3 separate regions of the Mus musculus genome follow, and regions 2 and 3 are each linked to region 1. A link is a loop called in an ENCODE intact Hi-C map of the cell type or tissue named here. Cell type or tissue: heart. All regions are shown on one strand. Each heading gives the region's core, and the rest is flanking DNA. Links, peaks and the distances in the headings are about the cores only.

The links. A loop is a pair of places that touch in the nucleus more often than their neighbours do. Peaks named below come from ENCODE experiments on the same cell type or tissue, not always from the same donor. Only the 100,000 strongest peaks of a DNase experiment are listed, where the experiment ranks them.
Region 2: a loop joins it to region 1, with 5 times the contacts of the local background. A loop is called at or near these places in 23 of 42 quality-filtered maps.
Region 3: it touches region 1 in a loop (2.2-fold over the local background); 4 of 42 quality-filtered maps call a loop at or near these places.

What each region holds. Positions count from the first base shown.
Region 1 is chr8:61,474,305-61,485,042 of GRCm38, forward strand. No RefSeq gene overlaps it. Among named protein-coding and RNA genes, the nearest start is that of Cbr4, 8.1 kb to the right of the region's middle. In heart, for the core only: CTCF peaks have their summits at 3,989 (motif pointing right) and 5,736 (motif pointing left); a DNase peak (open chromatin) is centred at 5,767.
Region 2 is chr8:61,217,898-61,228,635 of GRCm38, forward strand. Sh3rf1 (SH3 domain containing ring finger 1) reads left to right here and starts at 6,274. Exons shown (of 12, transcript NM_021506.2): 1 at 6,274-6,449; 2 at 7,935-8,421. The coding sequence starts at 8,029. In heart, for the core only: CTCF peaks have their summits at 6,160 and 6,737; DNase peaks (open chromatin) are centred at 5,984, 6,114, 6,604, 7,014 and 1 weaker place; H3K4me3 peaks cover 3,404 bases; H3K27ac peaks cover 1,949 bases.
Region 3 is chr8:60,627,259-60,637,996 of GRCm38, forward strand. It overlaps Mfap3l (microfibrillar-associated protein 3-like), which reads left to right and starts at 5,567. Exons shown (of 3, transcript NM_027756.5): 1 at 5,567-5,800. It overlaps Gm34730 (a long non-coding RNA gene), which reads right to left and starts at 4,597. Exons shown (of 3, transcript XR_379010.3): 1 at 4,209-4,597. In heart, for the core only: a CTCF peak has its summit at 5,456; DNase peaks (open chromatin) are centred at 4,343 and 5,493; H3K4me3 peaks cover 2,561 bases; H3K27ac peaks cover 1,224 bases; H3K27me3 peaks cover 1,487 bases.

The DNA.
Region 1 (10,738 bases), core at 1,934-9,933:
ACCAGCAATGGAGGAGTGTTCCTCTTTCTCCATATCCTCTCCAGCATCTGCTGTCACCTGAGTTTTTGATCTTAGCCATTCTGATTGGTGTGAGGTGGAATCTCAGGGTTGTTTTGATTTGCATTTCCCTGATGATTAAGGATGCTGAACATTTTTTTCAGGTGCTTCTCAGCCATTCAGTATTCCTCAGTGGAGAATTCTTTGTTTAGCTCTGAGCCCATTTTTAATAGGGTTATCTGGTTTCCTAGATTTTAATTTCTTGAGTTCTTTGTATATATTGGATATTAGCCCTCTGTCGGATTAGTAAAGATCTTTTCCCAATCTGTTGGTTGCCATTTTGTCCTATTGACAGTGTTCTTTGCCTCACAAAAGCTTTGCAATTTTATGAGGTTCCAGGGCCATGATTTCTTGACTCCTAACCTGTGATGACTTTTCTTCCTCCTTACATCTCTCTCTTTCTCCCCCCCCCATTTTCCTCTGACTCCCTAGGCCCAGGAACCCTAAAACCAGCCTGTCTCTTCTGCCCAGCGATTGGTTGTTGGCATCTTTACCAATCAGAAATAACTTGGGGGCAAGGCTACAGGTTATTCCTTGGTCTATGTGAGGAGGAACCAATGTTAGCATTGGAATACAAGCATCATCAAGACAACCCACTACAGGTAGAATTGTAGTATCCAACCTTGAAGGTGCTGCCTTCCTGCCCTGGTCTACGGGGTTTGGAGAGTGCAGGCATGCACCACTGTGCCTGACCTAAACAGTCCTTTTTTTTTTTTTTTCAATGCTTTCAGTTTGCCTATGGCAAAGAAAAACTGGGCAGTCACATTGCATTATGTGCTCCAGATGTCACAAGAAAATAATCAGGTTAGGTGGCTTAAGTGACAGAGATCAGGGTTGTCACAGTCCGAGAGGCTACAAGTTTGGATCAAGGTGCTATCAGTGTCATTTTCTTGGGGGGTGGGGGGAGCTTTCTTCCTGGCTTTCAGACAGCTGCCTTCCCCCTTTCCCGTGTCCTCACGTGGCCTTTCCTCTTCATGCATGGAGGGAGAGAGGCAGGGGGAGAGGGAGAGGGAAAAGGGGGGGCAGCAGCAGGGAGAGCACCCCACGTGTCCCTTAACCCTCTGACAGGAGCGCAGTCCTGTCGGATCAGGGGCTTATCTTGTGACTTGTCTGGTGAGACATAAATGGAAGATTTATTTACCCCAAACAAGGAAGGAGTCGACAGACCATAGAAAGTCTAACCTGGTGAACAAATGACTTCATTTGGTCACTCCCAGGAACAGAGGTGACTCATAGGCAGGTGCAGCAACAAAAAGTCCCAACCCACCCCCAGTCATTATTTTTTTTTTAACTTGAAATGTTATGAAATGGTTTTTTAGACAGCAGGGAGGGGAGATCGGAAAGCCAGGGGAGGTGTCCTATAGATGTGTGGCCCCTTCCCCGAGAGGAAATGGGAACAGTCCCCTTATTACAACTATAGGTCTAGCTGTTTAGCTCAGTGCCCTGACTTTATGTATGTTGTCGGAGTTACTCTGCTCCAGTATGTCAATGGTCATGCCAAGAAGCTTGGAGGAAGCAGCTATATTCCATGCCACCCCCCAAGACTTTTTATTACCTCCAAATAAGGTCACAGTGGAGGTCAAAACTTCGGTATATCAATGTTGTATGTTGGGTTCCGGGTGAGTTTGTTGTTCATCTCAGATATCAGTTCTGGTTTAAGGGGTTTTGCTTCGTTTGTTTTTTTAAGTCCAGCCCTAGACTCAACATCTAGAGATTGATTTTGCTTTTTTTTTTTTTTTTTTTTTTTTTTTTGCATAGAGTCTGTATCATCAATCACTTTTCTGTTGCTATGATAAACACCATGACCGAAAGCAACTCAGGGAAGAAAGGCTTTATTTTGTCCTGTATTTCACAGTCCATCGCTGAGGGAAAGCCAAGGCAGGAACTCAAGGAACACGAAGAGGGACTTAGCTTGCTAGCTAATGCCCGGCCTCATGGTTGGCTACCTCTCTTACACAGTCCAGGTGCACCTGCCTGGGGTGGTACAGCCCACAATAGGCTGGGCCTTCCCCCATCAATCAACAATCAAGAAAATACCCCCACAGACATGCCTGCACGCCAATCTCACGGAAGCAACCCCTCAAGTAGGTTTTGTTCGATGTTTTATCGCTGCGGCAACAGAGAAACAAACTAGAACAGGATTCAAGTTTTCTAGTCTGCATGACTGTGCAGCCCAAAACCAAGCTGAGGGCTGGATCTCTGAATGACATACAAGGAACATAAAACAGTCACAGTGAAATCCCCACGGTCACACACAGGTGCCACCCAGAAATGTAGAGGCTACTACACCACAGTTGACCTCACAGGTTAAACCTTGTGGCATTCACTCTGGCTTTCTCGGGTGAGCTCTTAAGAATCCACAGAGCCAGGGCACGGCTAAGGCTGTCGTCCATTGGCCAATACGTCGGTGCCTCATCCTAGAGCTACACTAGCCTTGGATATAGCCTGCCAGAACCCCTGCAGAGTCCGGGAGACTCACCTTGGTCTGGGATGCACAACGAGTGAGTTGAGAACTACATAAAACAGCAACAGAAAGGGCAGATATGGGGAGGAGACAGGGAAGCTGGAAATGGAGGTCAGTGGGCAGGAGGCTGGGGTCAGAGGGCTGGCCAGCTACAGAACGACGTCAGGAACACTGAGTTTTCTTATGCATGACCTGGCAGAGTGCCACACTTAGATAATCTGAAGCACACAGGTTCAAACCATTGGAAAAATTCTGTGCAAATGACTGTATGGTTTCAGACCCACACGGGAGTGAGGTGCATATCTTACATCCGAAAGCAGACCTGGCCTCTCGGTTCTCCCAGCAGCCCCCAGTTCCTACCTGGCATACCCTGTCCCCAGACCTTAACCCCAACCCCAACCCCAGCCCAACAGGGGCTGGGCAGCCCTTCCCGCAGAGGCTCTTCCCTATATAATCCAGGCATTTTGGGCTCTTTCTTTCCCTGGCCTTGGTCCTTAAGGCCAGCGAACTCTCTTGAGAGAGCAGCTTCCCAATAAACCTGCCTTTAAGACAATCTAATCTCTCTTGGATTGGCTCATTTTTACCTGCAGAGAAATAACTTATCTGTGACAAAAAGTTCCACCCCATTTCAGGCATTATACTTTTGCATGGACTTTCCTGAGAAACTTCACCCAGGAAACACACACACACGCACACACACACATTCCCCATGTTAATTAACAATCTCATTCAAGTGACTGTTTGGGGCTGAGAAGATTGCTCAGTTAGTAAAGTGCTTGCTGTGTAAGCCCTAGGATTTGTTTTTGATCCCCAGTCATCACAAAAGCTCTGTAGCATGGTCTGTGCTTGCAGTCTCAGCACTGGGGAAGCATAGTCTTGTGTGTCCTTGGGCCTAGCTAGCCAGCCAGCCTAGTTGAATTGGCTAATTTCAGTTTGAGAGACCCTGTCTCAAAACACACAGACACCCACAGACCACACACACACACACACACACACACACACACACACACACACACGCACACATAGACACACAGAGACATGCATAGACACACAGATAAACACACATACACAGAGATACACATGTATACAACATACACACACAACACACTCATACTCACAAGCATACCTAAGAGTGAAGCTGTTTTGTTTTTATTTTACTTTTTTGCATTTCATTTTACATGTAGTGCCTGAATATATATGTTTGTTTAACACGTATGTAGGTGTCCACAGAGGCCAGAAGATGGTGTGAGATCTCACTGGAACTGAAGTAGATCCTAGGAACTGAACTCAGGTCCTCTACAAGAGCAACAAGAGCTCTTAATCAGTGAGCCATCATTATTCCAGCCTCCAAGTGAAGTTTTTAATTTACATTTAATTTTTTGCCTACAGATGACCTTGTTTTTTGGTTAACCTAATATTATGGTTTGAATATAATGTCCCTCGCAGGTTCGCTTTTTAATGCTTTTTACCCAGCAGGTGGAGCCATTTGAGAGGCAGTAGGCCTTGACTGGCTGACATGTATGACAAGAGGCTAGCCTTAAATGTAGTAGCCTAGCCCTTGGTCCTAACTTCTCTGCTACCTGTCTATTAGATGCAAACAGATTGTCATGTAATCTGGTTGCCATGCTCCCTGTCTATTAGATGCCATGCTCCTGTCTATTAGATGCAAACAGATTGTCATGTGGTCTGGTTGCCATGCTCCTCGACCCCCACGAAGCACTGAAACCCACTAAAACCTCAAGCCAAAACAAATAGTTTCAACCTCAAGTTGTTGCTACAAAGTATGTTGTCAGAGCAATGAGAAATTAATGTGGGGTAGAAATTGGAGATGCCACTCTTTGTAATGTGTTCTTATTAGTAATTTATTTTACGAACATTATGTCCTCTAAAACAATTTTCTGATCTAAGCTCCAAGTTATGCCCTAACAACCTGCACTTCCGTCTAGGCTCTCCCACCTTCATAATTAAATAGTAATTGCGTGATTGTTTAGGTCTGTCTTCCTTGCCAAATTATTTTCCCAATGAAAATAACAGGCAGGGTCGTTTTCATCATAACAGTATCGTCAGGGGCTCTTGCCTATAGCAATACATTCTTTGGGAATGAGATATTTCATTTACTCACTTAGTCATCCATTAATAACGTTCACAAACCCAAGGAAGTACGCGCCACTTAGGAAAACAAACATCGGTGCAGGTTCTACCTCCAAAGGTTTCACAACTCACCACAGGAAGCTCCTTTTCATCATAGGTAAATGTTCCTTCTGAGAACCCAGTGAAAGAGGAGACTCCGTTCCCCAAAACACTCACCTCAAATGTTCAAGGGGCTTTGCATTCAATTTACCAGTCCCCTTTTTCTGGAAGGGTATTCAATGTCTCCCTAAAACTTACTAGAATCCAAGGTCTTTCTACAAAACAGATTCTCAGACAAATCTAAAGTCAGGGGAAAGAATTTTTTTTTAAAGTACGTTACTACATTCTTTCATGGACTAGGAAAACTATATGCATATGTATTAATTACTTTCCATATCTCTGTGATAAAAATCTCCGACAGAGAAAGCTGGAGGGAGGAGAGGTGTGTAAGGTTTCTTGGCTACAAAGGCTGACAGAGCTTCTCCTCGGGTAGATGAAATAGAAGATCCTGGTCCGCGGTGGGAATACGAGATACTGGGTCTTCTCAGCGTGGGGATCATGACGCCAAGAAAGCTGGGTCCAGAACCAGAGGTGGGTGTGGCCTTCAAGTCTTAGTCTTAAAGCCTTGCTTCCTCTCATCCCCAAGGTCCTACAGCCTCCCGAAACACAGCCACTGGCTGCGAGACAGAGATGCTCAAAAGAGGCCTGTGAGGGAACATTTCAGTTGAGCCATGTCTCCGATGATAAATTGAGTGTTACTAGGGTAAGAGGCATCATTAGAAATTGAGCTGACAGTGTTTGCCAATGCATGGATATGTGAAATAACTTGTTACTACAAAGAACGCCAAGTACTTTGTGAAGCTGCGGGTGGGACTGGAGAGACTGTGTGATTGTGTGTGTGACTGTGTGTGTGATTGTGTGTGTGTGTGGGGGGGGGGGGGGAGTCGGCAGGCTGGAGGGAGGGATGCTGGGCCCTCATCGGAGGACTTTGTCCCATACTGCAGGAGCTACTTCAGGGTTTTTACTCGGGATAGGAAGATTGGTTTTGCAGTTTAGACAGAGCCCCCTGGTGGAGGTGTGGAGGGCCTGCTGACAAGGCCGGCTAGTTGAGGCTAGCAGAGAGGTAGGCCTGGGCAGAGGTAAAGCTGGATCTAGCTGGAGTGCTAGGTGGCAGGAGAGTCAGCAGGACTTTAGTGATTCCATGTGGGGTAAGAGTCGGCAGGCAGGAATAAGCTCCAAGGTTGCCTTGGGTAACCAATAACCTCCACACCAGCCCCTTGGACATGGATACAAAGTTCTCAAGGCTCACCCCCCACCCCACCCCCACCACCAAAACGGAGGACATGGTGTAAATGGCGAAAGAGCACTTGCCGTACCGTACAACTCCCGTGATCTGGCAGGATGAAGAACAGCGGCAGGAAAATCCAACTTGCTTTGTCCTCACAAACACCGTGATCCCTGTGCAGCCTCCCAGAGGCGGCTTTCCAAATTTCTTTTTGGAAACAGGAACAGGGGCTGCATTGGGATGCTAGGCTGTCCACACAGTGTGGGCCAAACAGATTACTCACCCTCTCCCAAAGACTTCTGGGAGGCTGTGCACCTGGCAGCCAAGGGGAAATTCATTTTCGGATCTGTCCAGTTGAATGCCTGTATGCCCTTGGTAACTGGGAGGGTTTATCAATCAACATGAACTCAGAATTGTGAACTGTTTTATTTATTTATTTATTTTTACTGTTTTCCCAAGGCAGTGTAGACGGGATTTCTTTGTGTAGCGTTGACTGTCCTGGAACTCACGCTGTAGCCCAGGCTGTCCTCAAACTCAGAGACCTACTTGCCTTTCCATCTCTAGTGCTGGGATTAACGGATGCTATACCATGCCCAGCGGTTGGCTTGCTTTGCTTCCTTCTGTTTCAGCTGAAAGGATTAGTGAGTGGATTACTGAAAGGATCTCTCTCTCTCTCTCTCTCTCTCTCTCTCTCTCTCTCTCTCTCTCTCTCTTCAAAATTCTTACAAATAGAATTTCTAGCCCGATCTGATAGCACTTGTCTGTATTCTCAGCACTCAGGAGGCTGACTAAAATATTTTGAGTTTATGGCTAACCTGGGCTGCATCTTAACTTTGGGGTCAGCCCGGGCTACATAGTGAAAACCTCTTTCAAAACAGTGGGACACAGAGCCAGGAAAGGGACATACACGCGTAAGTCCTGCATTTAAGATGCTGAGAGAGGGAGGTTAGGAATTCCTGAGCCTCCTTAGTTACATAGCAAATTTGAGGCCAGCCTGGGCTACATGAGACCCTAACTCACCACCACCATTTCAGACACAGTTTCCATTTGGGATCTCAGGCTTTATAAATTTCATTTGTAGTTAAAAAAAAAAAACAAAAATAAAAACAAAAACAAAAAACTACAAAAGCACAACCCACTTACAGTTAGTTGTAGCTTCAAACGTCATATACCAAGGTCAAATACCTACCAGCTTTTAATTAAAAACATTTTCTTAAGAATTCTACTGGAGCATATTCACATAACCTATGACTTACATATTCAAAATGTATGCTTTCAATGAATTCTTACATCATCTGAACATTAGATTTTTGGCAATGAAATTGTGTTCATTTTATAATCAGAAAAATGTTACAAAAATGTTCTAAAAATTATAGAACAAACCTTCTATACGAGAAATATTCTCTTTCAATTATTAGGGCCAAGAAGAAAGATACCATATGAAGGTTCAAAGGAAACAAAAGTATAGACCATGATGAAAATCATACCAGAAAACTAACACATGCCCTGAGATGGAGTGTGTGCTCCCATGACGCCGCTCCTCATTGTCCTGCTGAGTAGGGGAGACCCAGTTTAATTTACAGACTCCGATTTTGTTACCTGGGGATTAAGGGAAAACCTCCCCACTCAGTAATCCTTTCAGCTGAAGCCTGACAGGCTGTGATGGGGGAATTCTTACCCAGGATAGGAGTGATATTGTATTAAGAGGAAAAAATAAATAATAGCCTTGAGGGCTTAAACTGCTGCATGTGCTGATGGGAAACCTCAGCTTCTCCATCTACTGTGTGTGTGCCCTGGGAGGAAGGTGGGAGGTTTTGTGAGCCGGATGTCACCCCCACATCACATTGATGGTCTTTATGACAGGTGCTCTGAAAACATATGCGTTTGTTAAAACCACTCTGCATGGAAAAGGATCACCCCAAATTTTGGTATAAAGTGGACAGAACTGTTGGGAAAGATGGCACTTCTCTGCTTTGTGTAAGATGACAGATGCCAAGAGTATGACCACTTGGTGGTTTGGCCAACAAGTTATCTTTAAATTGGGCCCAACCAATGAATATCACTTACTAATTTTGCTTTTGCACCAGGATCTCCCTTTATAGCCCAGGTGGATTTCCAATTCATTATCCTCCTGCCGCCCCAGCCTCCGTAGTACTGGAATCACAGATATGCATCAACATTTCTGGCTTGCAATAATAATTCTGAAATATAGCTTTTATATTCTGATTTCTAGGAACAAAAGCAGGTGCAACCTGCCCAGCATAATGCTTGCACATGGCTTTAAAGCTTGCTAGAACCCAGCCCAGGCCATTTTCCCTGTAGTCAGCCCCCCTTCCTCATCGCTTTGTTCACACAATGACCTAGTCTTGTGTCTGAATGTTGGCATATGTTGAGTTTCCTACGGTATTTGCTTTTAATAGACTATGATGTGCTATAAAGATTCCTTACAGTCTCCATCCCCCTCATAAGGAGCACTGTCAGCATCAGGTGCCTTTTGGACAGATCCTTGGGGAGAGAGTATCACTCGGACCAATTTCTTACACAACAGCCATGCCTGCTCCTCACAGAAATGACTACATGAGCTGCAGCTATGGCTTGGTTCATGCCAGCATGTGAGAGTCCCTGAATTAATTCTCTAGGACTAGACATATACACACACACACAAAGAAATTGCTCCCTGTAAGCAGGTATATTTCCATTGTTTTGTGGCTACTAGGAAACTCAGAGTAACATGTGTATCACTTTAGTGCTGACTATAATTAGATCTTTTATTCAGTGTTTATCCCTCTTTGAACTACATCTTTAGCCCTAAAAAGATTTTTACATCATGACTTTATTTGAATCAGCTTTTCTTCTGGCCTTGCTTTACTGTCCTGACCTTTGGGAAGAAGGGGCAGTTGAGGTTGACTAGTGGTTTGCTTGTTTTTCACTTTTTCTTTTATAGTACTGGAGATTGAATCTAGGCCCTTGAATGTGATGGCTAGTGCTTCCACTGATCTGTACCTCAATGTGAAATATGTTTATTTGTTGTGTGCGTGAAGCGTGTGTCTAGGGGTGCCTGTGTCATGGTGTACTTGTGGAGGTCCGAGGACAACCTTGTGGAAGTGGTTCTCTCCTTCCACCTTTGTGTTGGTTCCAGGGTGGAACCCAGGTTATCAGGCTTATACAGCAAACACTCTCTGAGCCATCTTGCCTGCCCTCTACCCATCTTTTCTCTTTTAATTTCATACAATCTCCATGTGTTAATAAATTGCCTAAGCTATTCTTGAACTCATTCTGTAATCAGGGTAGGCTTTGAACGTTCGAACCTCATTCCTCAGCTCTCCAGGGACTTTAGGGATTATAGACTTTCATGGCCAAGGCTTGACCACTTTTGCCTTTTAAAATAATTAGCTCTATACCCTAGATAGGGGAATAATACTCCTTCCACAACCCATAGACTAACAAGTAAAAAAAAAAAAAAACAAGACAAAAACAAACAAACAAACAAAAACAGTGTCAAGTGTGAGATATCACCCCTAAAGTTGTCAATCAAGGGGAGACTAGAGACCCTCAAGACAATGCAGGGGGTTGCCATTACTCTTGGTGAAGACCCTACTGCTGAAGACACCACACACTTTGCCATCGGACTGGGAGACATCAAGCTGGTACTCATCAGACACCTTCTTTCCTGTTCATTAGCTTTCATAGTAGGAAAAGGAGCTAAGTAGGCTGCTTGAGGGTAAAAGCATCAGTAGTCTTGATATGAACCTGGAATGCTGCACTAAGAAGTGTCCTGGAAAGAACACGCCCACAGGTGCATAAACGTTATGGATGTAACCAACAATTTTCTTATAGGATTTAAGTAATAATAAGAAAGTAATCGTTCAACAAACCCAAAAGAAGATAGCCAAACAAACATAATTCCACCTCTAACAACAAAAATATCAGGAAGTCAGTCACTTTTCCTTAGTATCTCTTAATATCATTGGGCTCAATTCTCCCAAAAAGACAAAGACTAACTGACTGGATATATAAACAGGACCTAGAATTTTTGCTTCATACAGGAAACAGACCTCATCAACAAAGACAGACACTACCTCAGAGTAAAAGGTTGGAAAACAATTTTCCAAGCAAATGGTCCCAAGAAACAAGCTGGAGTAGCCATTGTAATATACAATGAAATCAAGTTTCAACCAAAAGTTACCAAAAAAAGACAAGGAAGGACACTTGATACTGGTCAAGGGAAAATTCCACCAAGATGAACTATCAATTCTGAACATGTATGCTCCACTATCAATTCTGAACATGTATGCTCCAATTGCAAGGGTACCCACATTCATAAAAGAAATTTTACTAAAGCTCAAAATAGCACATCCCATACAATAATAGTGGGAGACTTCAACACCCCACTCTCAGCAATGGACATGGAAACAGAAAGTAAACAGAGACACAGTGAAACTAACAGAAGTTATGAACCAAATAGATTTAACAGATATTTATAGAACATTTCATCTTAAAGCCAAAGAATATACCTTCTTCTCAGCACCTCATGGTAGCTTCTCCAAAATTGACCATATAATTGGTCACAAAACAGTCCCCAACAGATACAAGAAGATTGAAATCATCCCATGCACTCTATCTGATCACTAAGGGCTAAGGCTCATTTTAAATACCAAGAAAAACAACTAAAAGCACACATACACATGGAAGCTGAACAACACTCTACTCAATGATAACTTGGTTAAGGAAGAAATAAAGAAAAAATTAAAGGTTTTTCAGAATTTAATGAAAATGAAGACACATTATACCAAAACTTATGG
Region 2 (10,738 bases), core at 1,869-9,868, 260 kb before region 1:
AATTAGGATGGAAATAAACTCACAAGGCAGGAAAGAATGTTTATATATCAGCCAGTAGCTCTCTAATTTATGGGGGGTGGGGTGGGGGGTGGGGAAGGAAAGTCAGGTACATAGAAAAGGGCAGGAAGCAAACATTCTATTCGGTCCTTACTATGAACCAGAACGGTCCTGTGCTGGGGTTTCAACAAGCTTCCAAAGTGGATATTATATCCACTTGTTTAAACTCAGAAAATCAATCTGTAAAGTCATTTAGTCAACAGAGATTAGACTTACAGTGGAATCTAGGTTTTAATAATAATAATAATAATAATAATAATAATAATAATAATAATAATAATAATAATAAACTCTGTTTCTGGGTAGTGTGGGGCACACCTCTAGTCCTAGCACTTGGGAGGCAGGAGGATCTCAAGTCCAAGGCTGGCTATAGAACAACCTCTCGTCTCAAAAACACAAAACCAAAAGGGAAAACAACCTCCCAAACCTATTACTTATTGTCTTAGTGTTCTATTATTGCTCTGAAGAGACACTGTGAGCCACTGCAATTCTTATAAAAGAAAGTATCTAATTGGTGCTTTCTTACATTCAGAGCTTTGGTCCATGATTGTCATGGTGGGAAGCATGGCAGCGGGCAGGCAGACATGGTGCTGGAGAAGGAACTGAGAGCTCTACATCTAGGTACACAGGAAGCAGGAAGAGAGGAACTCTGGGTCTGGTTTGAGCACTTGAAACCTTCAAGCCCATGCCCAATGTCATACTTCCTCCAACAAAGCCACACCTACTCCAACAAGGGCCACACCTCCTAACAATGCCACTTCCTGGTAACGAAGCACTCACATCTATGAGCCTACAGGAACCATTTGTATTCAAACTACCACACTTTCTAAACACATATGTAGGACATAATTCTAAACATTAAGAAGAATCATCTACAGTTCTTATAATTCTTTGAGGTGGTATCGTATGGTGCCCATCTTGCAGAGGAAACATACGTACAGAAGAGTTAGAACTTAGTCAAAGTCACCTACTTGGTGGGTGGTACAAGATTTAACTTCTATGAATCAAATACTCTGGCAGCTGGAGAGATGGCTTAGCAGTTAAGAGCACTTGCTATTCCTGTTAGAGGACCTGGGCTCTCTTTCCCAGCACCCACACGGTGCCTTAAAACAGTGTGCAGGTCTATTTCTGGAGGAGCTGATGCCCTCTTCTGGTCTCTATGAGCACTTCATACAACATGGTATGCATGCATGCATGCAGGTGAACTCTTGGGTATACATGAAACGAAAATAAATAAATCGTTTAAAGAATCAAATATCTTAAGGAGATGGTATTGATGAGCAGTTATTATCTAAGAGGACGAGCAGGAGTGGATTGGGAGGCGGGCAAGGTTAGGAGGCCTCTCCTGATGAAAGGATGAGGAAGAGGGACCAGAGAAAGAAAAAGCGAAGCTAACACCACTGTCTTGCTTGTTTGAGGAGCTGAGACGACTATACTGTTAACTAAGACCTAGGATGAAGACGTTAAATTTATGGTCTGTGTTAAAGGCTTGGTGTTTATTTAGCTGTTCCTTCAGTTTCACTTGAATATAAGAGCATTTGTTTATTGATGGAAAGATTATAACAAAGATGCCTAATGAAACTTGGGATACTGCCTGTCTGATTTCCTGTCTATACTGCAGTGAAAAATGACACATATATTCATATAAACTTATGTATTCACACATACATATGCATGTATAGCCTCAGGATAGCAATAAATATAACCATACTGGGTTAACTCCTTACTTGAGATTACTGATAGCCATTATGTGTTGGCTGCCAAAGGTACAACCTGGTCTCTGCTTGGGAAAGCTGTCCTATTCAGACAAAGGCGGGCAATAAACAGAGAATAGAAAACTTAGCAGACAATCCTATAAAGAAGAGAAACGGAATGCTGGGGTCCAAGTGACTGGAAAACATTCAGTTTTCATTCTACTTGTGATGGGAAGAAATAAATGAGTCTGTGCAAGGGAGTGACATCATGTTCTCCATCTTTTGGAGCTTGCTCTGAGTTATCACTACATCCAGGGCAAGCTATGGCCACAAGAATGGAAAGAGGCTGGCTAGAAGGGCCAGAGACAGAGGTGACAGTGGCTTAAATGAAGGTGCAGTGGGGTCTAGTCTCTATGAGAACACTGGAGACCGGATGATTTGCTTGTGCTTGTTTTTCTTGCACATGCGTGGGTTACTGTGTGAGTGTGCAGGTACATGTGTACAAGTGTAGGTGTGTGGCAGCCAGAAGACAACCTCCCGTGTTGTCCCTCAAGCACTGTCCACCTCTTTTGGCATGAAGTCTCTCTGGCCTCTAGCTGACCAAGCAGGTTGGCTGGTCACCTAGCTCTAGGAATCTACCTATCTTCTTCTTCTTCTTCTTCTTCTTCTTCTTCTTCTTCTTCTTCTTCTTCTTCTTCTTCTTCTTCTTCTTCTTCTTCTTCTTCTTCTTCTTCTTCTTCCTAGTGCTAGGGTTAGTAGCATACAACATTATGAATGGCATCTATCTATCTATCTATCTATCTATCTATCTATCTATCTATCTATCTATCTATCTATCTATCCATCCATGGTTTCTGGGGCAGTGGTGGCACATGCCTTTAATCTCACTCAGGAGGCAGAGACAGGCAAATTTCTCTGAGTTCCAGAGCAGTCTCTTCTACAGAGTGAATTCCAGGACAGTCAGGGCTGTTACACAGAGAAACTCTGTCCCAGAAAACAAACAAACAAAAAAACAAAACCAAAAACTCAACTAAGATTAACATGGGTTCTGGGAATTGAACTCAAGTCTTCCTGATTACAGTGAGCACTTTATCCTCTGAACTCTCCTGTATGATTTGTAAAAGGGTGGTTTGTTTGGGTGCATGTTTCTGGAGATTAAAAATAAGGCACAGAGATCTGATACCTTCATGGTTTCTGGTAAGGCTAGTGCTACATCTGAGCATGGGTGCAAGGTGGAAGCACACACAAAGGGACAAGGCACCAGGTATGCGACAACCACTCTCATGGTAACTGAGCCTGCAGGACTGACAAAGTCAGTCATTCATTACCTCAACAATCATCTCGGTCCCATTGGAGTGTCATTAATTCAATCATGACCCAAACATTTGTTTAAGGTCTTTCAGTGCTGTTCTATGGAGGACCAAACCTGAACATGAGTTTTGGAGGGAGCTCCCACATTTTGCCAAGCCAAGAAGGCAAAAGGCTGTAGATAGACATTAAAATATGTTTGTGTAAAAGGTGGTAGGAAAGAGGGAGGAAGAGAAGGGAAGAAATCAAGGATGGCTTCTAGGTTTCTAGTCTGAACAACTGGCTAAATACTGCTCTCCTTTACCAGCGTCCTGACAATGAGAGGAAAGACAAGTTTTGCAGAAAAATGGCTAGACACGCGAACGTGCGTGTAAGAACACGGAGGTACCATATTAAGGTTTATCTGAGTATTTGCATCTGGGATTTTACCAGGCTGGTTCCTGTTAGCACTACAAGCAATAGATGCTCGAGTTCTCCCCTTCCCCTTTCCCGTCTGAAACTTGGGGATAATTATACGTCTTGCTGCTTTGGAGGGATGCTGAGAAGATAAGTGAGATAATATATAGGAAAAGACTTTGAAGTCTTTGGAGGATAAGAGGCTGTCATTATTAAGTCGGAGAGTGTTTATATTTTTCATGTGTCTGCTCAAAGCCTCACAGGTCGTAAGCATAACAGACATTCTTTCCTTCATGCTCCATTCCCAGAAACAAGACGAGCAGGCTTTTCTTCCTCACAGCCCTTCCCTTCTGAATTCTCTCCACAGGACGTTCAGTCACTAACATTTTGATACCTGGGAAGAAAGGGTCGGGAGTACAGCTGTTAACGATAACGATAGCTCCATGCAGATTACAAAGAACTTGTATATCTTCTTTACCACTGTCAATTCTGTTCCAAACGTCACAGTTAAACCCCACCAGAGAGGCCAAGGAACACAGCCTTGAAGGAAGGTCTCTCTCCTCTCTCTCTGTTGCAGACCCAACAGCCTCAGTCTCTCAAGTACTGAGACTAAGGGCATATACTACCACACCTGGCCAACAGGTCCTTATGAGTTCTAAGCCAGCCACGGCTACATAATGAGACTTTGTATAAACAACAAACAAACAAACAAACAAAAAGCCAAACGGGTAGAAGAAATAAACTTTCTTTCTCTTTTAAGGCATTATGACTTGAATGTAAGCTGTCTCCATGGGCTCATGTGGCGAGGTCTTGGTTTTCAGATCATGCACTTTGGGAAGATGCTTGATTTCCAGGGGTTTTGATCTGATCAATTTATTGATCTCTTCAAGGATTCATATGATGGCATTATTAGGAGGAGGTGCAAAGAAGGAGGGGGACCCAGAAGTAGTCAGTGGGAGTTTGTCCTTGGGGGCTATCGCTTGGCCTGGCCCCTTCTTGGGTTCTCCTTCAGCTTCTTGTTTGTCTAAACATCTCTTTTCCACATCGATGTCTTGTGCAAGTAATTATGGATGGAACCCTCCGAAACTTAGAACTAAAATAGCCCCTCCCCCATTGTCTCTGTCTGGCATTTCATCTTGCGATGCAAGATGAAGCAACACAAGAGATTATGTGATTAAGGTCCTACCTTTTCTCCGCCCCCCCTCCCCCCAACTTTTTTTGAGGAAAGAAACAGGTCTTGGAATGCAGAGAGCTGGAGTAGAGTCCTACTCTGTGATGTAGGGAAGTTACCCAAGTGGACCTTCAGTCTTAATACCCCCCAAATCAGTCTGTTCCCTGACTCTGACTTTCCAGTCTGCCCAGCCTTCATCTCCAGTTTCTGCTGCAGCGTTAACTGGGCCAACACTTTCAGAATGCTGTTTGTAGTTAACTATTTTTCTCCTCATTCTCTTCATCCATTTTTTTCCCCTTGCCTTTTTCAGCTCAATATAAACACATACTTGTTCTCCCTCTAACGGGAAAGGAAGTGGGCAATTATTTTTGGTATTCATACAGTCTAAGTCTCAGCATATTAATCTCTTTAGAACAAAGCTGGGAAGGATGACATAGAGAGCTGCTGTGAGGATGGAATTAATACGTTTAAGAGTTTAGTACGGTGCCTGGCTTAAAATGACTGATGATTGCTACTTGCTATAATTTTATTTTCTTAACTTGAATGATACTCACTTATCTATTTATTATTATGACTTAGCTGTGGCTCTGGTTGGAGATGAACTGATAACCCGAGATTCCTTTTCAATTCCTTATCAGCTTGGTTGGTGGCCTGGCAAGAATTTCATACACGATCTCTCTTGTGAAGTTACTTTTGGTAAACTGACAGTAAGTATAAATGAATCACACTCTTTGACAACATTTAACGCGTCTCTGAAATAAGTTTGACAAACAAGCCTACACACACACACACACACACACCCTTGGACACCCCTTTTTGCAAGCCCACATTTCAGAGAATACAGGTGTGTGCCCGGGGCAACAGAAACAGATTACAGAGATGATGATGATGGCTGCCTCCAAGGCGCAGATAAAAGAGGTATCCCCTAGCCAGCTTCAAGGCGCCGGCCCACCTGGGTCAGACTTTGAATTCACCCCATTTTAGGCAGGTAGGAAGAACCTCCCCAAGACTGGCTTTAATCTCCCACCTGTTTTTCTAGTTTTTTTTTTTTTCTTTTCCCTTTCTCATTCTGAATTTTAGGATCCGCATTTCTCCAAACTTGCTTGGATTTGTCTCCCTTGGCTGCTGCAGTGGGGGCTGATTGCTGGGTGGAAGAGGCGGGCCCCGGGATCCATAGGGTGGTCACTAACCCGGACTCCAGAACTAAGGGGTCTCACTTTGCTCTCTCTATATCCACCCAGGCAGTGTGCACGCCCAGCAAAGCGCGATCGGTTCCCGCCAGAGCCACTCCCTTCCCAGGCCACCGGGAAGAGTCGGTCTCCAGGCACCGGCCAGGCGGAGCCGGAGGCCGGCAGGGCGCCCTTGCCCCAGCCTCTTCCTGGTCCCTCGGCGCCACTCCCACCGCCCTCCTCCTGGGTAGCCCAAATTTGCTCGGGGTGCACGTCCTCGGGGCGTGAAGGCGCGGGTCCCCGAGCCTTCCTCCCGCTAAGTGCGTCCCCGAAGCTGCCGCCCGCTGGGGGCTCCAGCGCGGGTCCCCGAGCGGCGGGCGGCGCTGTGGTGCGTCCCTCCGGTCCCCGGGCGCCCGCTGCGCGCTGCCTCCGCCTCCTCCTCCTCCTTGGCGGCGTCGCGTTCCCCCGCCCTCCTTGCTGGGCGGGTGGGAGGCGGCGGCGGCGGCGTGCTGTGCGAGCGCGCGCGAGGGGGGCGGCCGTGAGGAGGCTCCCGGTGCCACCGCGGCGGCCGAGCCACACGGGCAGCGGGCTCGGCGGGGCTGCATCTACCAGCGCTGCGGGGCCGCGAACAAAGGCGAGCAGCGGAGGCGCGAGGTAGGGTGCGCGGCGAGTCGGAGACGCCGGGCGCGGGGTGGTGGCCGGTGGTCGCCCGCATCCCAGTGGTGCGCGCGGGTCGGTCCCCGCGCTTCCCCTTTGGGTCTCCGGGACCTGCCGGGAACGAGCCCCGCGGCCTCTCTCGTCTCTTCCGAAGCCTCTGCCGGGCCTTGGGGCCGCTCTCTCCCCGGACACAGCCGGGTCCCTTCTGCCTCTGGGGTGGCAGTCTCCGGGGACTGTCGCTGAGCTCATCCCCGCGGGGTCGCTAGTCTGCTTCCCGCCGCACTCAGTGGCGCTGACTTTGGCCAACTTAAGGCTGCATCTTTATTTTTCTTTAAGTCCTTGAAAACTTCCACCGATCGGTGTTGGGCAATTTTTTTTTTGTCCTGGATTTGACCTAAAGGGAGGCTGAGAGGAGGCAGCTGGGTGAGATTCCCTGTTTCTGGAGCTACCCGGCCGCAGCCTCAGCTCCTAGGACCATCTCTGTCCCCGGCTGGCGACACCTGGCTCTGGGGTGTGTTTGTGGCGAGCACCACGCCAAGGGGTTGGGGGCTACCTGTGCCCCACCGTGGGAAGAGGGGCGTACCCTGGCTCTCCCCAGAACCGACTAGTCAGGAACAGCTGTTAATGTAGCCTCCAAATCCTTTCACCCCCTCCCCACCTAGGCATCTACATTGGTTGGGGTGGTGGTGGTGGTGGGGACAGCGATGCACCAACTGGCTTCAAATACTCTTTCTCCTGAGGGGGCCGTTTTTCAGATGTACCCAGAGTTTTAAGCCTAGCATTCATTCCATCGTCGAATTTTGGTGAACATTTTACTAGATTTTTCTGAATGGGATTAAGACAAGCGGTTCAGAAATCTGTTTCAGAGTTTGTCAGCCATGCCGGAAAGGGTGATTTTTCTTGTAGCTATTTTCAAGCAGGTTTTGGCTATATCTTTTAGAATTGCCGACCATCAGCTCTGGGGGGTGGGGGGTGGGGGGCCTTAGATAAGATTAAGCTGTCTGTTCTCAGACAGGGAAGACACATATGTATTTAATATTGGGATCATTCACCCAGGGCAAGGCTTCTTAAATGATAACGGTGGCTTAAAAATTGGGAAGGTCGTTGGACTTAAAAGTATTGTTTTAGATAGAGGAAACTTCCAGTCGGTTTTGCTTAGGTTCTCCAATAAGTTGAGAACTTCATTAGGCAGCCGATATCGGTCTTTTATTGCTTTTTCATAAATCCTGTTTATTGCTTGCTAGTTCTTGCTGCCCAGTGAGGTTCTAGATACCTTCAGGGATTAGTAGGGAATCGTTTAAGAAGCCTGTTGTGTTTTTAATTGTTGACTTTGGAGCTCAGAAACCACATTCCAAAGCCAAGCTGGACTATGCAGAGGAAGCACTTTTGTGTACTTTTTGGTTCTTGGCTCCACTGTGAACTTTTCCCTCAGATAACAACAGTCATTTTTCTCTTTCCTCCCCTCTCTCCCCATAACTCCAGAGCAAAGTCTGAAATGGATGTTACATGAATCACTTTAAGGGCTGCGCACAACTATGAACGTTCTGAAGCCGTTTTCTCACTAAAGTCACTCAAGATGGATGAGTCTGCCTTGTTGGACCTTCTGGAGTGCCCTGTGTGTCTAGAACGCCTGGATGCTTCCGCAAAGGTCTTACCCTGCCAGCATACCTTTTGCAAACGCTGTTTGCTGGGGATTGTGGGTTCCCGGAATGAACTCAGATGTCCCGAATGCCGGACTCTTGTTGGCTCTGGGGTCGACGAGCTCCCCAGTAACATCCTACTGGTCAGACTTCTGGATGGCATCAAGCAGAGGCCTTGGAAACCCGGCCCTGGTGGGGGCGGCGGGACCACCTGCACAAACACATTAAGGGCGCAGGGCAGCACTGTGGTTAATTGTGGCTCGAAAGATCTGCAGAGCTCCCAGTGTGGACAGCAGCCTCGGGTGCAAGCCTGGAGCCCCCCAGTGAGGGTGAGTAGCTTGGAAGAGAGGCAGTTGGGTGAATGCAGGCGGTGATGACCGACTGCAGCTCTTCTTTATTAGCTTATTTTCCAAATCAGCTCTAAGAAGCCACACCTACCCGGGCAGATAGATTCAACCTTAGGACCTTATTTTCTCTTGAAATAAGACTGGATCCGACATAGTAAATCCTGTTTTAAAGATCTTCTCTTATAGTCTTCATTGTCTGGTAGGATATATTTTAGGAACCAGGTATCAAATGTTCATTAAAAGGAAAATTGGTATGGTCTCACCCTTTTGATGGCGCTGAGAGAATCGTGTGTGTGTGTGTGTGTGTGTGTGTATACACATACAAATATATATAGTAAATACGTATATGAGTAAATCATAGGTAAGAATGCAAGCCTTAATTTTTATGCTGCTTAGAGCCATTCTGGTGGTTTTATGAATGCACAGTACAGAATATGGTTGGAGGATTTTTTAACAAATCATGGCCACAGGTAGCAGCTTCGTTGCTGTAGCAACAGAATGTCACATAGGACTCTTACATCTGGCTGTACTGGGCTTTGTAGGGAGTGAAATGAAATACTCCGTCAAAATGATTTTTTCCCCCCTTTGGTTTGGGCGGAAATAATTGTAGGTGAAGTTAAATATTTCTACCTTTACTAGGCTTAATTTAGTAAATGATTCTTAATGAATAAGAATTGTGTTTCCTGTGATCGTTTCCTGATAGGACCTGCTTTTGTTGTTTTTCATGAAATGAGACACGGTCTTTGACATCCAGACAACAAGAGTCATTCTGTTTTGGTTGGAAGAAGGCAGTGCTTCCATTTAATACATAGCTATCCACTAGGCAGTTTTGATAATTGGCCATGTATTTGTCAAGTGAATAGATTTTTATAGGCTATTAAAATTGCTATTATTTTTAGATTTAGAACATTGTTATTTGTCTAAGGGTTTTGCCTGCACATGTGTATGTGCACCACCTATGTGCCCGATGCCCATAAATGTCAGCAGAAGGCATCAGAGTTCCCAGAACCGGAGCTAGAATTGTGAGTCACCATGTGGGTTCTGGGAACTGAACCCCAGTCCTCAGCAAGAGCAGCCAATGGTCTTAACCACTGAGATATCTCTCCAGCTTTAAAGAACATTTTAAAGCTGGCTGAGATTTTTCTTTTTTAAATATTTTTAGTCAGAACCTAAAACTGATTACTTTCCTTTAATAAATAGCTATCCACTAGGATGGTAGTGTGGGGACTCATACATGTGTGGACTATCAGCTCATCATTGCAAAAAATAATTTTTACCATTTATAGAATGATAAGAAGTACTTAGATCACTAGCTGTAGTATCTTACTCACAGGTACTGTTTGGATTACTAGAGAACAGCTTTACCATTAGGGTCCTAGTTTCCTAAGATTCATATATATGACATATGATTAATATGTAGATATTAAAAATTGGCCTCAGATGGCTTCCTTCCTTCCTTTTCTTTCTGTAGTCTGGGCTAGCCTGGGATTCACTGTATACCAGGCTGGCCTCAGATTCGTGCTCCCACCTCAGTTTACCAAGTATGGGATTGCAGGCACGATCACCCTGCCTTTGGGAAGGCTTTCTTATTTGGATCCCGATGTATGAAACTCTTATTATGTAGTACCAAGTTTACTGGTACCTCAATTAGTACATATGGGCTCATGAATATTTTAATCTCATAACCAGTGATTCGGCTGATCATTTCTGAGACTTGGAGCCAGGTCTGCTTGCCTTAACGGAGAGGGAAGGTAGATTTGCATCTTTGGAGGGATTTGTTTCTTGTTAATTAGGCCTGGTGAGAGTGGCTTCTGGCTATGAATTAAAGTGTCCCAGTTGTTGTCTTACCTGTTGGGAGGAATGCTACGAATGTCTGATTGCTGATAAAGGAATTTAAGGAGAGGTTCAATCAAGCCCATTTGATTTTAAATGTTCTTTCTAATGTAGGTATTGACAAGGAAATAGAAGCGAAAGGCCCTGCTGCCTCAGCGGCTGGCTAAGATTCCAAAATGGGTTTTTATTTTTCTTGGCTATTTGGAGATTTTGATCCTGCCGATATGCTTTTTCCGGTTTCTATGATTCATAGTTTGCTTCCTGTTTTTCTTTGACATATGACAGATGCTTTTCAGAGAGGGTCAGTTGAACTTGAGCCTTATTAGTTTGTATAGAAGAGTTGAGGACTTTGTGGAGAGCGGAGAAAGACAGACAAGCAGAAGTCTGAATCCGAGTAAATGACGTCATCATATTAAAAATTAATTTTTTTCCGAGTTACAGTAGCATTTGTTCGTACAAGTATTCA
Region 3 (10,738 bases), core at 1,182-9,181, 850 kb before region 1:
GGACTGTATGCCCACTCTGGGTTTCTCATCTTTCTCTCCTGTGAGAGCTCTGTGTCCACTCCAAGAATTTGGTGTCATGTCTATTCAAAGGATAAAATATAGAATTCTCTTCCCTTTCCTCTTAATTTTAATAAACAACTACATCAGTGAGTAAGGTTTGAAAATCCCCCAGAAAGAGAAGATCAGTGCAAGCCGCCACATTCACTTTTGGATGTCGTCTATGGCTGGCACAAAGTCATAGTTGCTCCTACAGAGGTCTCCACAAAGAGGTCAGACTTCTGGGCATGAGAGACCCTTTGTTCTGTGCAGTATTCTGAAGTGAATAGTGTAGCCTCCCCGTCAAGTCTGAGGACAAAAGAAGTCAGCTAGTGGGCCGTACTCCTGGAGAATATCATAGTCTGTTCTGGACCTTTTGGTTTGATTACTTGGGTAACAAAGATCCCAACTATATACAACACAAAACTTTTCCAGAATCAAGTCAGCACGCCTACAAAGTCAAAATGGTTGCCAAGGGGTCTCATAGAGGGTGCAGTCATCTCCCTAGTGGCTTCTAAACATCCCATGCAAACATAGGAGGCAGAACCCTGAGTGCATTCTTCCCCTCCCCCCCCCCGCCCCCCACCCCGCCAATAATTTGATCCTAATTAAATGAAGCCTTAGAAGCCTTAGGAGAAATAATTAAGGAGTGATCAGTTGTAATGGCTATTAGTATCATAGGCTGGTGAACTTTTCCAGGGAAGAAAGGCTTTGTTGTAGTGTGGAAGGAGGTCCGGAAGGGTGTGGTTTCAGCTGGGCCCTCTGCCTCCTATTAATTTCAAGCATGCCATTTGATATCTAGATTATTCCAGCTGGATAACTGGTTAGACCACACACATGCTCAAACATCTCCAAAGGCTCACCCACCCCAGAGCACAGGCTCAACTCGTAAGAGAAAGAGAATATTTTCCTAGTACACACTCAGACTTTTCAAGTGGCTTTGTATCCTCAGCTACTTCAGAGAGAGGTCCTTGTTTCATTTCGCTCCTTCCACACACATCCCACTGTCCCAAGTATGCTGTTTCAAACTTCCAGGAACAAAGAGAAGCCTGAAGTAGAATTCTACATTGTGGGCAGACTTTTGTCTACTTCATGAGTTCTTTCTTTTCTTCTACTCATTCAACACCCTAACACTAGATAGGAGAGAAAAAAAGATAGAGGGGGAAGGGGCTGTTATTGTTAGACTACTTCCTGCTGATTAGGGGAGTTGCCGTCAGGGTAACTAATTTCTTATTGTACCTTCTTTGCACACAACTACTTAACAAACTGAGACCAAGAGCGTACAAACAAACAACAAACCCTCAGGGCTCTAGCATTTATATACCCTCTGAAAAGTCCCCAGTATTCCAAATATCACACAATCAGAAAGTATCTGAAGCTGGCAAAATCACGCCCCTGCTAGAGCACAAGGCAAGTCATAGTCAGTTGCTGTGGACAGTCTGAAGCAGCCCCACATCCCACATCTGGGGTTAAAATGAAAACACATTCTTACAATATTCCTGTCTTTTAAAAGAAACCAAAATTCTCACTAAAATATACAGATGTAGAAATGTATATATTATACTACTAATAATGTAACCTCTTACAGTTCCCAGGGTGTATTTCTAGGTGTATATCAGTAGACACTGAAAGTTAAGAGAAGTATTACAATCATATTTGAAGAAGAAGAAGAAGAAGAAGAAGAAGAAGAAGGAGGAGGAGGAGGAGGAGGAGGAGGAGGAGGAGAAGGAGAAGGAGAAGGAGAAGGAGAAGGAGAAGGAGAAGGAGAAGGAGAAGGAGAAGGAGAAGGAGAAGGAGAAGGAGAAGGAGAAGGAGCAGCAGCTCTGTTCTAGGGGGTAGAATAAGGACCTTCAGATAATTAGAGGTTGTAACTACACTGCCAGAAGAAAGCAGAGTAACGAAAAACAATGAAATTTGTGGATTAATTAGTAATGCTGTGCTTATTCGTGCCAGTGAAAGAAGGGCACCAGATGGCTCACTAAGCATTCCAGACTTCTGAAGCTGAAGAAAATCTCTGGGGTATAAGGAAGTCAAACCTGAGATCTCACTTAGGTTCCTCTGGCTGCACTGCGTGTGACTTCGTTCTGACAGCATGTCAATTTATTTGCAATCTGTGTAAACACTTAGAGAAGAATTATTTTTTAAGGAGCAAACTTCCCATATTATAACAATATATACACCTATCATTCATCCATCAGGTAAACCTCTGTTGATATTGGAAACATAGATGGTTGAGATGCAGCCCTGGTTATCAACTTCCCCACAGTGCAGAGAAGACAAAGGAAAGAAAAATCAAGATCAGATGTCAAAATGGGGACAAGAGACAAGGCACAGATGAAATATCCAAGTAGAAATCACTACAGGAAGGCCAGTCTGAACTCACTCTTGAATGCTTAAGATTTTGCCAATGAATTAAGGTGACAGAGAAACAAAAGAAGTGACAAGCATGGGGCGGCTGTCAGTTTGCACAACAGGCTATTTGGATTCGTTAGGGTACTGCATGCTAGGGAATCAGGCTGGAAACTCACCTCAGAGGTGAGGCACACACGTACTGTAATATAATTTGCTTAGAAGGAAAAACCCAAGGAGGCACAGAGGAGGGTGTGTTGAAGAGTACAGACAGGTCTGTGGTTAAAGATGTCTAGTGATGAGGAGGGCTGAAGAGAGCAGAGTAAGTAGGGACACAAAGGACAGGATCTATGAAGACACACCTACAGGCAGGTGGAGGGTGCCTGTGACGAGCAGGATGGCAGAAGAAAGCAAGGTGACTAGACCTAGACATTTCCAGATTTGTGATCTCTGGCTGAGTGGAGGTACCAGGAAGCTCTCTAGAAAACACAGCAAAAGAGCAATCATGGCTTATGAACTCTGCTTAGGACATACTGGATTTGGGTTTCCTGAGGCATTCCACTTGGGCTGTTTTGTTAGCTTACACGTAAAGTCTGAACTTAGGGATATGTAGAGAAAAAAAATGCAGTTCAGGATAAAGGTGAAATAAAATATTGACATATATGGACAAACACTAGATACTGACCAATCAAAACAGACCCATCTGCAAAGATTCTAGCAACTGGGTACAGCCATCTTCAGAAAGATGAGAGATCACAAGGCAGTAGGAGAGAAGAGAGTGGTGAGAGAATAAGAGAGGATAATTGGCTGGGGCAAAGAAGAGAGCATGAAGAAGCAGGATGTGGAGGAAAGGTGACAGGGATTATAAGTGCATGTCACACAGGTAGACTGGGGAGGAGTTAGCTTCAAACATCAGTTCCAAGATAGCTGTTGAAGAGACACCTTGCCCACCCGTTCCCAGGCTTCATTACTTTGATCCTCATGTCTGTGGAGATCCAAGCAAGATCCAGTGCAGTATTCTAGACCTAAGTAATATCAGATCCTAGAAACCCATGGGGTTAATTAAAATGGCCCCAGATTCAAAGGGGAAGCACATAAGCGTATTTTCAAGGAGGCAAAGTTTCACTAGACAGGGTGACCCGAACCACTCTGAAGCTAAACTGGGGCTGACATAAAGAGCCACTCTCATTTGGGCTGTTTCCTAGAATCTCAACGAACCTCACTGGTCATTCTTCTAACCCAGTGAGCCACAGTCTCTCTCTCTCCCTTCACCTCTTCCACCCCTTTCCCTGCTGTCCCTTTATACCCTCTCTCCCTCCTTCTCGCTGAATTTATTCATCTTGATCCTGCACTCTTTTTTTTCTTTTCCTGTAGCCTTTCCCACTCCAGTCTTCCGTCACTGAGGGTTAAACACACAAGCATGCTGCAGCGAGTATTTCTAAGATAGAACGGGAGTATTCTGCAGGTTTGCGACAGGAAAAAATAAAAAGGAGTGGGTAGGAAAAGAAATAGAACCAAAGCGAATACCAAAATACTTTACAAGAATACACATGACTGACTGGAACAAAGGGAGACAGATTCCGTGTGGTTCTCAGCTACAACTGTACAGAATGGTTACTGAAAACTTGAACGGATTAGGTTTTTGAAAGAGGCAGGGAGGTTCGTTGAGCTAAGATGCTATGGAAACTAATGTTCAAGTATGATTTCCATTTCTCAGGCTTTTGGAGAAGGACTAGGTTTTGATATGCTTAGAAACGAGAGCCCGTGCATCCATTGGCACATAAATCCCTCTGCACCAGCGTTCGTCCGTTCGTCCCACGTACCCATGCTATTGCTTGCTGTAAGGGCAGCTCCCTCCTCCTGTCTTCTGAGCTCTGGTGTCTTGATGTTCCTCAACCTTGGGCAGCCAGATGCCAGAGGCAACCACGTGCAGCAGTCTGGCACTGTTCAGAGCATGCTCAGTTGCCTGCAGCCACTTCTGCGGCGGAACTCAGGGCTTGAGGTCACAGACAATACTTTGCCTCTGGGTTTGTCAGTCACAGAGAAGGAGGTCGACTGCTATCCCGTTAACAGCTTCCTGTCATCTTGACAGCTGTTCCTAACTCAGAGTGGAATACGCGGGGTCTGACAGCCTGAGCCACTTTAGTAGCGTTAATTTGCTTAATCCAACTCTCCGTGTTTTTCCAGCAGCCTATGACCAACATAGGTGTGGGGGCGGGGCTACCCTTCTTAAAAAAAAAAAAAAAAAAAACACGGTGTGGGGCGTGGCCGGAGGGGGCCAGGATAGAAGAGCCAGGGAAGAAGAGCTTGGTCACTGTCCCAGAAACTGACAAGATCTCCCTTAAATAGATAGATAGAATGATAGATAGATAGATAGATAGATAGATAGATAGATAGATAGATAGATAGATAGATAGATAGATAGATAGATAGATAGACAGACAGAAAGATAGATGATAGGTACATAATATTTAAATGCGTGTGGGATGGCAGGGGAGAGATCCACTAATATTGCAGGACTGTTCACAGAAAACTTATGTAGGTGGTAAAAATATTTTTAGAATACTTATTTTTTCTCATCAGAACAACTTAACTGCTCTTTAGAGAGAATGTCGAAACTGCAAATAATTTTAAGGGGCAGTTTTATAAATTTTCGCGGAACCACACCACTCAGAATCCACCGCAAACACCCTGCTGTGTCTTGTCGTGCCACTTCGAGGCGTCCACTGTGCTTTTGCTGTGACAGCGCGGCCGGCCGCCTAGGAGGCCCCATATGCTCCTGCTCGCGAGGTGCTGTGACAAGACAGCCTTAGAGACTAGGTTGGTTAATGCGTGGGTAGGCTGGTTGCCCGTGGCATCCAAGATGACATTCGAAGACGCCTTTGCCTGCGTGTCCTTGAACGCCACTGAGACGCGACGCTCCGGAAAGTTGAGGTGACAACGCCGGCAGCGCCCTGCCTCCCCACAATTACCAGTCACGCTGCCCTAGCACCACTGAGTCTGGAGGAAGAGGCAGGGTGGAGCGCGGGAGCACCGCCCAGTGGCCGCCCGGTCCCGCCCAGAGGCCGGGCTCTCTGAGCACGATGCTTCCCTGCAGACTGCAGGGCCAGCCCGGGGTGGGCGGAGCCCACCACCCGCAGCGGCCCGCCCCGGGCCGCGGCTGCGGCGAAAACCCGGTTGTGCAGAGTGCACCGGACCTCGGCGCCGCCGGGAGCCGCACTGGGCATGCTCGGCTCTCGCCGGCTCTGGAGCCCGTAGGTGGGAAGCTCCGGCTCCCGGCGGCGGGGCTCGTAACCCGCATCGAGAAGAGGCGCGGGCGGCGGAGGAGGTTGGTACACGCTCGGTGCTGCAGAGCTCCCCGGGTGGCCATGGCGAGAGGTGCACGGCGACCACCCGAGTGGCGCAGCGGTGTCAGGTCAGTGAGGGCACTGGGCGGGCGAGCCTGGGCGGCGGGCTACAGTAGGAGGGAGCCTCGCACCGGGTTTGTGGTCAGCGGCCGCCCGAGCTGCAGAACTTTCGGACGCCTGGGCTGGCGAGGCTACGCGCCTGGAGGTGCCCTGCTCTCCCAGCTCGTGGCTGGTCGCAGGATGCTGGAAGTACATGCAGGGCGGAGACCGGCGGGTTGGGGACAGTCGCGTCCAAGGCTCGTGCCACAACCTTCTGATGGCCAGGGGCGCGCTGTCCACAGCGCGTTAGCACAGAGCCTTCCCAATCTCCCGGGAGAAGGAGGATGCCACGCAGAGACAGGGCTCTTCGCCCAGCTGTGGATCGTTCTTGTCACGGTGCCTCAGTTTCCCCAGACAGGGAAGGGTGTACTGGCCTTTGCCCGGAAGGCGGCGTGGGGAGCTCCGAAGCGCCGCGTCCTGATGCTGCAGGAGTGTGGGAAGCAGCTGGTGCTAAGAGCTGCTTCCTTGTCTTGAGAGCTCTTGGAGTTTGTCGCATTTCCCACCATAGCAAGTTGACACCAAATTGTCTGGTGGCCTGGAATGGGGGAACGTCCTTCTTTGGCTAAAAAAGTAAATGCCGAGTCAATCCTTTTTAAGCCCGAGAATTGCTTGTCTCCCTCTTTAAATTAGCCTGGGATCGCAAATTCCAAGGTTTATAAAGCAAACTGGAAAAAAGAAAAGAAGATGTTTGCAGGTACATCAGCTGCTCACCCTGTAGAAAATATTATGGCTCCGTCGTCATTGTTTTGAAAGACACTTGTTCAAAGTGTGGTTACTGTAGCAATCTTTATTTGCTCTAGCTTTATATTAGGAACTTGGAATCAGCATTGCAGAAACAGTGGTTTTTGAAGTTTTCTCACTCCCCCCCCCCCAGGCAAAACACTTTTTTTTTAAAGTTGCTACTACACTCAACATAGTAAAATGTTCAGGATTAAATCTGCAAGATGGAAAAAGAATTGTTTTTCAGGAGAGACTAAATTAGAGCAAGGTAGTTTGCAGGCAGTGAGCTAATGCACAAAAATGCAATCTGTACCTTCTAAGGTAATGTTACTGTTTTCCCCTACAGCTACCCATATTCATCTATTAAAATACTTACAAGTTTGAGGAGCCCAGCACATGACTGGTTACATTACCTGGCTCTGTGTGATGCACCACGTTTACAATGTGCCCTGATTGCTCCACCTAGCTATGCCTTGTGCTGTTTAGAAAGAGACAAGTGGGATCTTTCCTTAGCTGTGTCTTTCTGATTGATAGCAGGGGGCTGAGCACCTAGGTCTTACAAGTGTTGCTGGGTTTGTACTTCTGTGCCCCCTGGGTTTGCTAGTGACACTAGATGAACACAACAGACCATTTCTTTTAAAAATAAATCTCCTCACACTCATGTGACCTTATTCAAACCCCACTCCTCACCCTTTTTGGCTAACAATTGAAAAATTTAAGACTATTTAAGTACCACAGCTATTGTTTAATTTGAGCTTTCAATATTTTTCTTCAAGAACTTCCAGACACTTAAATGCCAAGTAGCTACTTGCAGTAACCAAATTGTTCAGTCTCAGCCCAAGTCATATAGCGTCATTAAGCAAGTGTGTTTGTATGAATTCAGGAAATATGTAGATAGTAGTGTTTGCCTAACTTAGAATTCATTCTAGCATTTGGGATACAAGTTGTCTTTTCTAGCAAAACCCAGGGGAACACTTACAATTCTGACAGTTTCCATGGCCAGTCACATATAGTAAAAATCAGCATTAAGGTGCAAATGGTTGGTTTTAAATTTGCCGTGATACCTCTGTGGAATGGGGTTAAAAGAATAGGGGTTGGTTGGTTATGTGATTATAACTAATTAAAGGCAGACAGAGCCATTTAATACTCATGCTCCAAACAGAGGCTCTGTAAATTTATTGGTCTTGCTTCTGCCTCCACCTGAGGCCTCTTCATGCATTAAAATTTCACATTAAATTTTCTTCCCCACAAACTTTTATGGCCAGGCTTCATAAGCTGCAAGGATGAGTAAGACATCATGACTCATACCATCTAGTTGGAGTGATGTGCCCGAAGACAAATCAATTAGAGTAGAAAATAAGCGTTGCAGTCCATGTATGTGTGTGGGCCTGAAAAGAGGCAGAGAAAAATGGCCTCCTTGGGCTTGGAGGAGGAAAGGCCCTTGTGGAAGGGGTGGCTTTGTACTTAATCTCTGGGAATACTGAAAATTGGTTCAGAGTCTTTTAAAGCAGAGAAGTGGGTCCTGTATTCAGAAAGAACTTATTTATGGTAGGCAGAAAAATGTCTCCATGCATGGTCATGACGAGACTTGTGGATGTGCTGAAGAAGAACTTTGAGATAAGAAGATAATTCCGAATCGTCCATGTGTGTCCTGTGTCATCCCAGGGCTCACAGAGGCTAAGGAAGAATTCTATGGTAGTGTCTTGAGGAAGACTCCATGGGCTGCTACCAACTTTGAAGATGAAAAGGTCTCCCAAACCATGGTGGGCAGTTGCAAAGCAAGGATGACGATTCTTCCTCCACCAGTGCCCTAAATTTAGCCCACTAAGATACATGTGTGCATAGATACATTGATTTTTGTTGACAGCTTACATGTCCTAAGAGGGAACGATGATTGAAGAATTGCCCAGACTAGATTAGCCCTGTGGGCAGGTCTGTAAGGCATTGACCTTTAAAAAAAATTATGGATTTTGTTATTAAGAAAACCTTGCAAATAAATAAAAACACCACACACCCTAATTAACCACAAGTACATAAAATATATTTTATTCTCAAAGTGTAAAGTTGAATGGGAACAGCCTTTGTTCTAAATGTCAATTCTAATTGTATAGAAAATACAGACTTCAAGTCTGGTTAATATGGGCAATTTCTTGATTACTAATTGACATAGGAGGGCCAAGTCCACTGTGGGAGGCACTATTCCTCAGCCAAGAGGGCTGAGCTGTATTAAAAGGTAGCTGGGCATGAGTCAGAGAATAAGCCAGCAGGCAAGCAGGCAAGAAGTATGATCCCCCATGGTTCCTGCCCTGTGATGATAGACTGTGCCCTGGGAGTCAAAGCCAAATAAACCCTTTCCTCCCTATGGCATCTGGTCAGAACACTTTACAACTGAAAGAGAACTAGAACATGTGGTGAATTTCCAAACTACAGAACAATAAGATAATGAGGGTTGTATAAAGTCCCTAAAACTGTGGTAATCTCTTATGGACGCCATAGAAGGCTTATGCAGCCTTATTCAACGGGAGAGTTGGTGTAATGAGATAGCAGACAGAGGCAGCATAAGGGACACGAAGTATTCCCTTCGCAGTGATGAATTAAACTACACACAAAGGAGGGTGGATTCTATCCCATTATAGGTAAACAATGGGAAATAAGCTTAGGGTTTTAGACAGCAATATGAAACAAACAGTTCATTGGCTGGTTTTATCTTCCAGCTTGACACAACCCGGAGTAACCTGGGAAGAGAGTCCTAGTGAGGAATATCTAGATCATGTTGGTCTCTGGGCATGTTTGTGGGGAATTGTCTAATTTGTTAATTGATGTAGGAAGACATGGCCCTCTGTGGGTGGCACCACTCCCTAGGTACTGAACAGTAAAAAGAGGAGGAAGCTTGCTGACTGTGAGATTGTAAGCGAAATAAGCCCTCTCCTCCTCTATTCTCCTTTTTGTCTGGGTATCTGTCACGGCAACAGAAATGGAACTAAAGCAGAAATATTTCTACTAGGTTTTTTTTTTTAATTTTATTTACCATGACCAATCATGACTTATGGAGGAAAGAATTGATTTTGGATTGTGGTCCCAGAGTGAGACTCCATGACTTATATGCAGCAGGCAGCTGGAGCATGAAGCTCACTGGTTACATCTTTAGCCATGCACAGGAAACAGTGAACTGCAAATGGGGCCAGGGCTACAAATTCTCAAGGCCTTCCCCCGGTGCAGGGCATCTTCCAGCAAGGCTCTATCTCCTAATGGTTCTTCAACCTCGCCAAACAGCACCACCAGCTAGAGACCAAGTGTTCAACTACCCGAGCTAAGACCGTCACAGTGGTTAGACCCCAAATTTCACAGGTCAGTTTGTTAAGGGAATTACCCCAAGGTAGTCAATGACCAATGAGATCTCTGAAATCACATCATTCACATGTATTTGTGCAATCAATAGTTTAAGAAAATCTTTATTCACAATTCTTTATGGAAGGTTATAAGACTGAAAGCAAATAGACGAGTCCCATGTTAATTATAACTTAGAGATGTCTCCAGTGTTAATTACACTTCTTGTTGCTTGAAACCAAATGGCTGACAGAAACAACCTTAGTTGAAAAGTATTTCTTTTGGCTCCTGATTTGAGAAGGGCTAGTCCTTAAGGCCCAGCAATGGGATCATGAGGTTACACACTTAAATCTCAGCAAAGTATAGGAAACAGAGTAGATTGGCTCAGAAGTAGGACCTCACTATAGCACCCCTGTGCTCTCTTCTTACAAGGGACCCACTTCCTCCAACTAGACTTCTTAAAAGTTCCACAAATGCACAGAATAGCATCACTAGCTGCAAACCAAATATTCAAACACATAAATGTATAGGGGGTGTTTCACATCCAAAACACAACTCCTGGTTCAGGATGGTTCAACCTGGTGTTCTGATCTTATAGTGGCTGACTGGGACACAGCCTCTTTTTTAAAGTAGGACCATCTTCTACTTTTTTATGCTTAATGCCATGTGAGCACTATTCTGCTGTCTCCACACCAAGTACATCTGAGTGCTGAGGGAGCTGTGGGAACACAAATCTGGGACCGTTCGACTGAGAGTGGTGAGATTTTGCATGGGCTTCCTTCGCTCCGCTCGGTCGGTGGCTGCTGACCATGTTGTGGCTCCATGGATGACACTGGCTGTTCAGGTCACAGTTATTACTG